2 separate regions of the Homo sapiens genome follow, and region 1 is linked to region 2. Evidence: chromatin contacts called from ENCODE Hi-C data. All regions are on one chromosome and are shown on one strand. The core of a region is the stretch at or near the end of the contact, and the rest is flanking DNA. Distances in the headings are between cores, read along the strand shown.

Region 1 (3,980 bases), core at 1,295-3,794, 6.3 Mb before region 2:
AATACTTCTCTTTGACAGATTAGGAAACTGAAGCCTAGTGAAAGTAAGTAACTATCTAAGGTCATGTTTTATTCTTGGCTTTGCCATTTACCAAATACTGTTCATTCGACTATACTTAATACGGAGTTCAAACCCATTGCATGGTGGGCTTCAGAGTTCAGTCTGAACCCAGAGAAAATGGGTGGGGCACTGAGTGGATCTCAGAAGCAGTCTGTTGAATGTCTTGAAGTCCATTTCCGTTAAATAGGTGAGTATTGTATGTCCTCTTTGCACAAGATTGTGCTAGGAAAAGCTGAGAGAGATACCAAAGAGCATGATTAAGATGCGTTTCTTTCTCTCAGTAAAGTTCACCTTTAGCATGACTTTACAGACAAAGAAGGCTTCTGAAGGCCTGACCTACCAGGAAGACTCAGAACTGTTACCAGATCAAGAACGGCACTCGCCTTCCCCTTGCTTTCTGTGAGGGGATGACATAAAAGCGTCAGAGTTTTCAGTAGTCCTTAGGAGTTCAGACAGGTGGATTAAAAGCTACTAGTAAATTTTAATGACTTATGTGAACGAACCCTCTAAATTATTAAACAGCAAGGGACATGGGTTCCTTCCTTAAAACGAGGAATAGAACTCCATGTATAAGAAGGAATACCATCTTAGTTTGACCCTCTTTGGGGCAGGGTGGTAAAGGATTCTCCTATTTTGATTGCCTTTGTCACCATTCTAATAGCTCAGCTTAGGCATTGCCCAGGTATGCACATGTAGCTCTTTATGTGGTTATTATAGCTGATGAAGGTGGTGATATGCAGAGGAAATAAAAAAATGAAATCATAAAATAGAATTATCTGGTGCATATTGAATAACTTTCAATTTTGAATGTAGCAAATGTGTTTTCACCTTTAACCCAGAGCTGTGAGATCAAAATTGCTACCTACCTTCCTCAAAGTGTTGGTTCATTAATCAAATGGAAGAGTCCGTTTCTCTTTACATGGAAAGAGTCTGGATTGACAGGTTACTTACGTTAAGTCCAGACCTAAGTTGCCCATTTCTGCAATGTAAGATGATTGCATTGAAGAGTTTAATTATAATGGTTACAAACTCTCACTTCCAAATTAGCAAAAATGCTAGTCTTTTTCCCAGGTACCTTCATCAGAATATTCCTGAGGATCTCTGAGGTCAAGTATGTTCACTGAGATATTTCTGAGAACCTCTGAGGTTGCTGTGCCTGTTTACTGCTAGCTTGCTGTCACCTGCTAGGAGTAAACAGAATTGGATACATAACAGAAGGTGATACCTGCAATCTCTGGCCTTCAAACATTCTGGGAGTGGGCTTCAGGTGCCTGATGGCTCTCCATGTCACTGCTGAGGAGACAGGGGAGAGGTGCCTACCAGCTCCACTGGCTGAGAGCCTCACTCCCTGCTTTCAGTGCAGATCTCCCTTCCTCAGTATCACACCTGGTCAGGGCACAACAGAGCGAAGCGTTCTGCATACATTCAGCTTCATGTACAATATCTTTCCAAAGCTTTTCTGTAATGCCTGGGTAAAGAAAGCCTATGTTGTCTGTGAAATCCTGTGCTCAGAGCCATCCAGTCTCTTCGATGGTCCTACCCCTGGCAACAGTTTACAGTTTAGATTTTCCCCTTCATTTTGGTGAGTTTTCTCTTTAAAGATCCCTTATTATCTGACCTAGGTTGGGCCCCTACTAATCCATTAGGATTGTTTTAATTACTCTGATTCCCACATAAGGGATGGGGTTAATTCCAGTCCCTTTAGTTCAAGGAAAATCCTTTGCCCCACAGAAATTCTTGAATACAAGTTAATATCTGAGGGGGAGATGCAGTATCCAATTGCTTTCAGTGGATAGCAATATCCAGTGCTCTCCCAGCAGCGTTTGAGACCTCAATGTAAGTAGGTGTGTCTGGATGGAGTAACACCCAGTTCCTCAGCTAAGGACATCCAAGGGCGGGGCCCTCAAAAGTCCCATTACATAAAGTAGATACAACACTCAAAAGTCCATTATATAAAGTAAATACAACACAACCTGAGAACATCAGCTCAGAGTGGAGTGAAGAGCTGGTTTTTTTGAGGCTCTCTCTCTAATCCAGAGGCGGGGAACAGCACACTCTGGTCTTCATGCTACCACGAAGGAAGACCTAATAAAGGACTCAATTTTTTTTAAAGATTGATCTCCCTCTATTCAATAACCCATGTGTGAAATTTCAATTATACAAAACTAGAGGGAAAAGTATGTGTTTAGAACATGGTGTAGGGAAACACTGTGAGCAAAGCTGCTGATTGGGTCTGAAACTGCAAAATGGGTGTGACAGAATCTACTCGGAGCCATGTGACCTCCAGGGTGATAAGGATACAATGTGCCTCTCACCCTGTGCCCCTCCTACTTGGAAAGCTTTCAGTGGTTGGCTGCCAAGCAGAGCGCAGGGTCCTCTGGGACCTGGCCTGCGTGCTTCCTCAGCGTGGTTTCTCGTCCGCCTTCTGTCTGTGCTCCAGCAGCACTGCCCTGTTTGCTCTCCCCTGCACACATGACACCGTTTCTCACACCCCAGTCCCTGTGCTCATGCTTCTCACCTTTGTAGAACACCTCAGTGATTTTCTGGTTTCATACTATAACAAACCCCACAGGCCAGCTTTTCACATAGTTGTTACCAGCACTTGGCCAACAGTTGTTTTTTCATCAGTGGGTGGAGCAGCTTTTCTTGCCCCCAAAAAACAGTCAACCACTCATTTTTCATTGGGTATATGTATTCGGCAAACATTGGGTACCTGCTGTTTGTTGGCACTGGTGTTGAGAAGATGAATAACACACCCTCTATGGCCCTAGGGAGTTCCCATTCTGGTAGGGGGAACCTGACTCAGGCAGCAACAAAACCTTCTGGTAAGTGTTTTGCTGAAGAGTGGGGAGGTTCAGAGGGCTGTGGAAACCCAAAGACGTTTTACCTAACTTGAACATCATAGAACACTTCAGAAGAAACCACATGTCAGCAGGTCTTATGGGAGGAGTTGGCATTGGCTAGGCAGAAAAGAGAAGAAAAATGGGTTTTGGAGATACAGTACTGTTGTCACCCCTTTGATTTTTCACTAGAAGACACAAAAAGCTGTTTAAAATACTATCTGTTGATATTCTGTTCTAGAACTTGTATGTATTTTTTAAAGTGTTTGTCAACATTGCAACAAAGTACCCAGTTGAATGTATCCTGTTGTTTCAATGATTATGAGATGACTTGAAGTGCTCTTGAGAAATTTAAAGTTCGTTTGTGAACATGAATTCTAACTGGAGAAAAAAATAGGTGATGATAGTGAGTTGGATCATTGTTGCAGTTCTCTATTTAAACCTTACTATTTATCTTTTCTTCTGTCTTCATCTGGGAAAAAACCCAGAAAAGTATTAAATGCATATGCTTTAATTTTTGACTATATTTTAAATTACCTTGTTAGTTTTACCTAAAACTGTAATTTAAACCAGTTTAAAATTAAGGTTTACTTCTGGGCATCTTTTTATATAGTGGAAGGAAAGAAGTTGAACACTTACGGGGGAAATGGAAAGTTGATGTTATGTCTTGTTTTTGATATGGCTCAGTTTTTACATGACTGTTAAATGCTGCCCTTTAAATCTAGTAGAAATGTTAAATATGGGGATGTTACTTTTTATTATAAAAGAAACAACAGTTAAGGGGAAGCAAGTAGCTTTTAACAGATTTCATATTCTAGACTAGTTATGAAATCTGTTTTTGGTCTGGACAATAAAACATTTCTTGTACAATAAGAAGATCTCTTTTTAAGGTTATGAGAAGACAGATGATGTTTCAGAGAAGACCTCACTGGCTGACCAGGAGGAAGTAAGGACTATTTTCATCAACCAGCCCCAGCTGACAAAATTCTGCAATAACCATGTCAGGTAAGAACTACCAAAGAATGCCATGAGACCAGCCAGCAGAGCAGAGCTGGTTAGGTCAAAATGAAAATGCTTGCA
Region 2 (4,309 bases), core at 1,153-3,652:
GCAGCCAGCTTTATATTTTGCTTCTTCATTATTTTTTCAGTTGCTTGCTTCTTAGAAAATCACTCTTTCATAACATCAATCTCTTTATAGTTTTTTCAAGGGGAGGGGGGATTGATAAATTTCTCAGTCCTTGATTGGACAAAAGAAGACAGCTTTAGGCCCCTGGTAACCAGATGGATGAATTCAAATAACTCCAAAGAATCTAAGGAGTGGAGACAGATAGAAGGAAGGGGCATCCAGGAATGTGTACAGATATAAAGTGGGCAAAGATCTAGATATTTCAGAAAATATAAATGGAATATATATGGAAGCAGTGAAGAAAAATTATCAAAAGCAGTCTGGAATAGATAAATCTGATTTCTAAATGCATGTCTCTATCTTCATTTTTTACCTACTAAATGGGCAAAGTAGGTGCACCACATGAGGTTGCCATGAGGATTAAATGACGTAATGCACATAAAGCACTTCAAACATGCAAGCGCTCCATAAATCTAAATAATCGTTAAAATGCATAAGACTTTGCTCAGTATTCCAAGTAATTTTGTCAAGAGCAGATATCCTTGACCCATAAATGCAGCTACGTGGAAGACGCTATTACTTCTTAAAGCAGCTCAACAAATCAAAGAAAGATATACAGCATTGCCAGAACTTGCATTAATATTAACCTCCTCTCTTTATTGTTCCACTTTTAGATTATAATACCCACAGGTTTTGTCACTCCACTTTAATCCTGTCCCTATTTATTCCTGTGCCTATTTAACTCTTAGCATAATTCTTTCTAGGTTATTATAGCAGATTTAAAAAAATCCTGGGCCAGGCGCGGTGGCTCACACCTGTAATCCCCGCATTTTGGGAGGCCAAGGCAGGTGGATCACCTGAGGTCAGGAGTTCGAGACCAGTCTGACCAATATGGTGAAACCCTGTCTCTACTAAAAACACAAAAATTAGTCAGGCGAGGTGGCAGGCACCTGTAATCCTAGCTACTTGGGAGGCTGAGACAGGAGAATTGCTTGAACCCAGTAGGCAGAGGTTGCAGTGAGATGAGATCATGCCACTGCACTCCGGTCTGGGTGACAGAGCGAGACTCCGTCTGAAGAAAGAAAAAAAAAAAAAAAGAAAAACAAATCCTTGTTTTGGTTTGGCTTTTTGGATCATAGCTAGAAATAGTTTTTCCAATAGAAAGAGTAATCTGAATGTTTCTGGGAAAGGCCTGGACAGCCACACACAAAATGTCACCCTCCCAGGTCTTGCCACAGTGTGTGAAATCCTATTAGTCATTCCTTTAAAGTCATGAAAGGCTTCTGCTAAATGCAACTGCTAGATGGGAAGAAAACAGGTAAGGCTTCTGTCAGCTATTAAAACTCCACCTTCAATTGCTTTTTCAATTTCCCCAGCATGCTTTCATTTATTCATTAAAGAGTTCAGCAAAACATTATTGAATGCATCCTCGGGGAAGGGATTACAAAATTGAATGAGCAGTGCTCTCAACCCTGAGGAACTCAGTCTCAAAAGCAGACAGTAGAGTATAATGTTAGGAGTGTTGCCATTGAAATCAGACAAACTTGGTTTCAAACAGTAGTTTTGCCATTTCCCCTTGGGGAAAACCTCTATATGCTTCAGTTTCTTAAATGAAGAAACTTTTATTTAAGGTTTTTTTTTTTTTCAATAAATAAGTTAATGTGTAAATGCTTTGTCAAGTTACTAGCAGGGAATAATTTAGTAGGTATTCATCATTATTATCATTACCATGATTTTTATATAAATAAAAATTATAATGGACCATATGTTTATATATATAATATATATGTTATATATATATTCAAAGTGCTTTAGTTACAGATACAGTGCAGTGTCTAATACTTCCTGGAAAACTTAAAGACTGCTCCTAAAGAGGGGATAATAGGGTTAAGTGTGGAGTCATTGCTGTCACAATGGCAGCCCGTGGGAAGAGTCTTGAAGAGAAGTGAGGCTTTAAGTAGAACTGGAGCAAAATATGTTAGTTGGGGAAATGTAATATAAAAAGGTTATGACGATGAGCTGTGGGAGTTTGCAATGGGCCCTATATGCCACGGTAACTGGCTTGGACTTTTAATCAATAGACATCCAATGAGAAGTTTTGGAAGAGTGATGAAATCATATTTGTTTTTGAGAAAAATCAAGCTGTCAATTGTGAGGAAGGCAGCCTAAAGCAGATAAGGGAACTAGTGATAGGCCTCCAAGGAAAATGTTGCTATCATCTGTGTGTTAAGGCAATATTAGAGGGACTGAAGATGAAATGCAAGTTTAAACAACACTTCCAAAGTAAAATCAACAAACACTGTATTATATCACAGGACAGTAGCTCAAACCAGTGTACTGAGAGCAACCTTGGAAATCCCCTTCACGACTTCCTCTATCTGCCAATATTCTCCTGCCACCCAGTCCCACACACATTCACTCTATCACCAAGACCTGTTGATCTCAAATCCTGAATCTCTCTCTAACTCTGTTCTTTTCTTGCTATCTTTACTGTCATGATCTTACATAGGCTATCACACTGTCTTCTGTGGACTATTTCATTAGCTCTTTATTTTACTATTGCTAAGCTCATCCATTTCTAGTTTATCCTTATAGGCTGTCGTAGTAATGTTGCTAACAAAACTTGATCATATCACTCTCCTAGTTAAAATTTTCCAATGGCTTTCCAATGGCTTTAGCTGTTACTCAAAAGATAAAAGATCAACTTAATTATAAACAAACCAGATACCTATTTCTCCATCCTCAATTATGGCCATACCAGTTTCAAGAGTATCAGTAGATGAGAGATTTTGTTGTTTACTCAAAAACTAAGGGTCTCTGGTTTGCATGTGCTCTCTATGTCATGAAATCAATCACAGTTTTTTGGTGAATTTTGACAGAAAGCTTGCTACCACAACTACAGAGTCATTTAGTTAATCTAAGTAAGGAATTAAAGGCCCTCCATAATCTTTCCCCAGCTTATTTCCAACATGACATTTCCAAATCTTCCCCTGAAGAAACAGGTGCATTCATCATCCTTTCTCGGAACACGTCTTGTGCTTGACCACTTCAAAGTTTCTACTCATGCCATCTCTCTTGTGTGAAACTCATTGCCCCTTTCTCTCTTCCTCTCCAGACCCTAAACATTCTCTGCAATCATTTTGCTCCCTGAAGCACCCGCAAGTCACCTCAGTCCACAGCGTTCACCCCCTTCTCTGAAATGCCCTAGCATTTAACATCTTACTATTCATTTGCAATTAACAATCAGTTCCTGCCTTTTGCTATTGCTGTATTGTTGTATTCAATTATTATTTATCTCTTGCTTTGTTTTATAACTTTTAAAGTTTTATACTTTATTTCCTAAACTGGACTGTAATCTCCTTGAAAGCTAGAATTTTGGCTTCTACTATTATTATTATCACTTTTAGGCCTTACAGAATATCTTGTATATATTAGGGATTTTGTGGTTGCTAAATTAACGTGTTGACTGATATAATACATCTACAGAAGAAAAAATAAAAACAAAAACAGTTGAAGTTCATAAACTAAAATCTGTTTGAGTTAATGAGCATAACTTTTTACTTATTAAATGTTACAGTTTTAAGAGAATAAGTGCAAACACATCAATGAAATTTTAATTATCAAATTTATTTAGATAGGCAGGAATATCTGTGCTTCCTTTGTAAAAGAAAAATCAAAAGCCCTATAACGATACAGTGCCCAATTCCTGTTTAGTTATACTGCCCTCTAAACAGAGAAAACCTTATCTTTTAAAGCCAAGAGTTGAAGGAGGAAGGAGGAGGGAGGCGTTGAGAGGGGCCAGAGAAGGAGAAAGGGGAGAAGGGACAGGAAAAAGAAGGTGCAGAGGAAGAGATAAGGGGAGGAGAGTGGAGGGGAAAGGAAAAAGAAAAGGGAAAGGGAACAAGAGAAAGGAATGGGGGGGAGGAGAAGGGAAATAATCTCTTCTCATTAAACTGGTTGTCAAAGTACTTTCCAAAAAAGAACACAGGATCCTGTTTCTGACTAAACCAGCTTTGTTCATTTTCCCCTCATGTTCCTCTTAGTGACATGGTCAAAATTGTGGCTTTGAAGGTCATTCTGGTTGCCTGTAGGAAAGTGGAACTGCAGACATGAGGATAACATGTAAGGGAGATGCATGGAGTGCCAGAGTTCTCCCTTCTCCATCCATCCTTCTCATTGGAAAGAGTGAGAAGATTTTGGAAACTTTTAGAGGTTAAAAAATTAACATAATATTTCTACTTACCAAGAACCTAGTGGCTTTCTTCTGTAATTGATAGGGGAAGGGACATGA

Evidence for each region. Hi-C counts contacts between places; a loop is a spot of excess contacts on that map. Pooled maps may share reads with other maps.
Region 1: a loop to region 2 is called in a map with no recorded cell type, with 12 times the contacts of the local background. The contact joins two enhancer-like sites. A Hi-C loop is called at or near these places in 3 of 37 single-sample maps with no recorded cell type and 3 of 50 pooled maps.

What each region holds. Positions count from the first base shown.
Region 1 is chr4:42,626,920-42,630,899 of GRCh38, reverse strand. ATP8A1 (ATPase phospholipid transporting 8A1) reads left to right here. Exons shown (of 37, transcript NM_006095.2): 2 at 3,791-3,905. Among named protein-coding and RNA genes, the nearest start is that of ATP8A1, 28 kb to the left of the region's middle. RefSeq lists a silencer at 3,883-3,932. Within about 2 kb of position 2,544, at least 15 of the 41 ENCODE cell types and tissues checked have a DNase peak (open chromatin) inside an H3K27ac peak, as active enhancers do.
Region 2 is chr4:36,323,769-36,328,077 of GRCh38, reverse strand. The region is part of intron 8 of DTHD1 (death domain containing 1); the gene reads right to left. Among named protein-coding and RNA genes, the nearest start is that of DTHD1, 44 kb to the right of the region's middle. Within about 2 kb of position 2,402, at least 3 of the 41 ENCODE cell types and tissues checked have a DNase peak (open chromatin) inside an H3K27ac peak, as active enhancers do.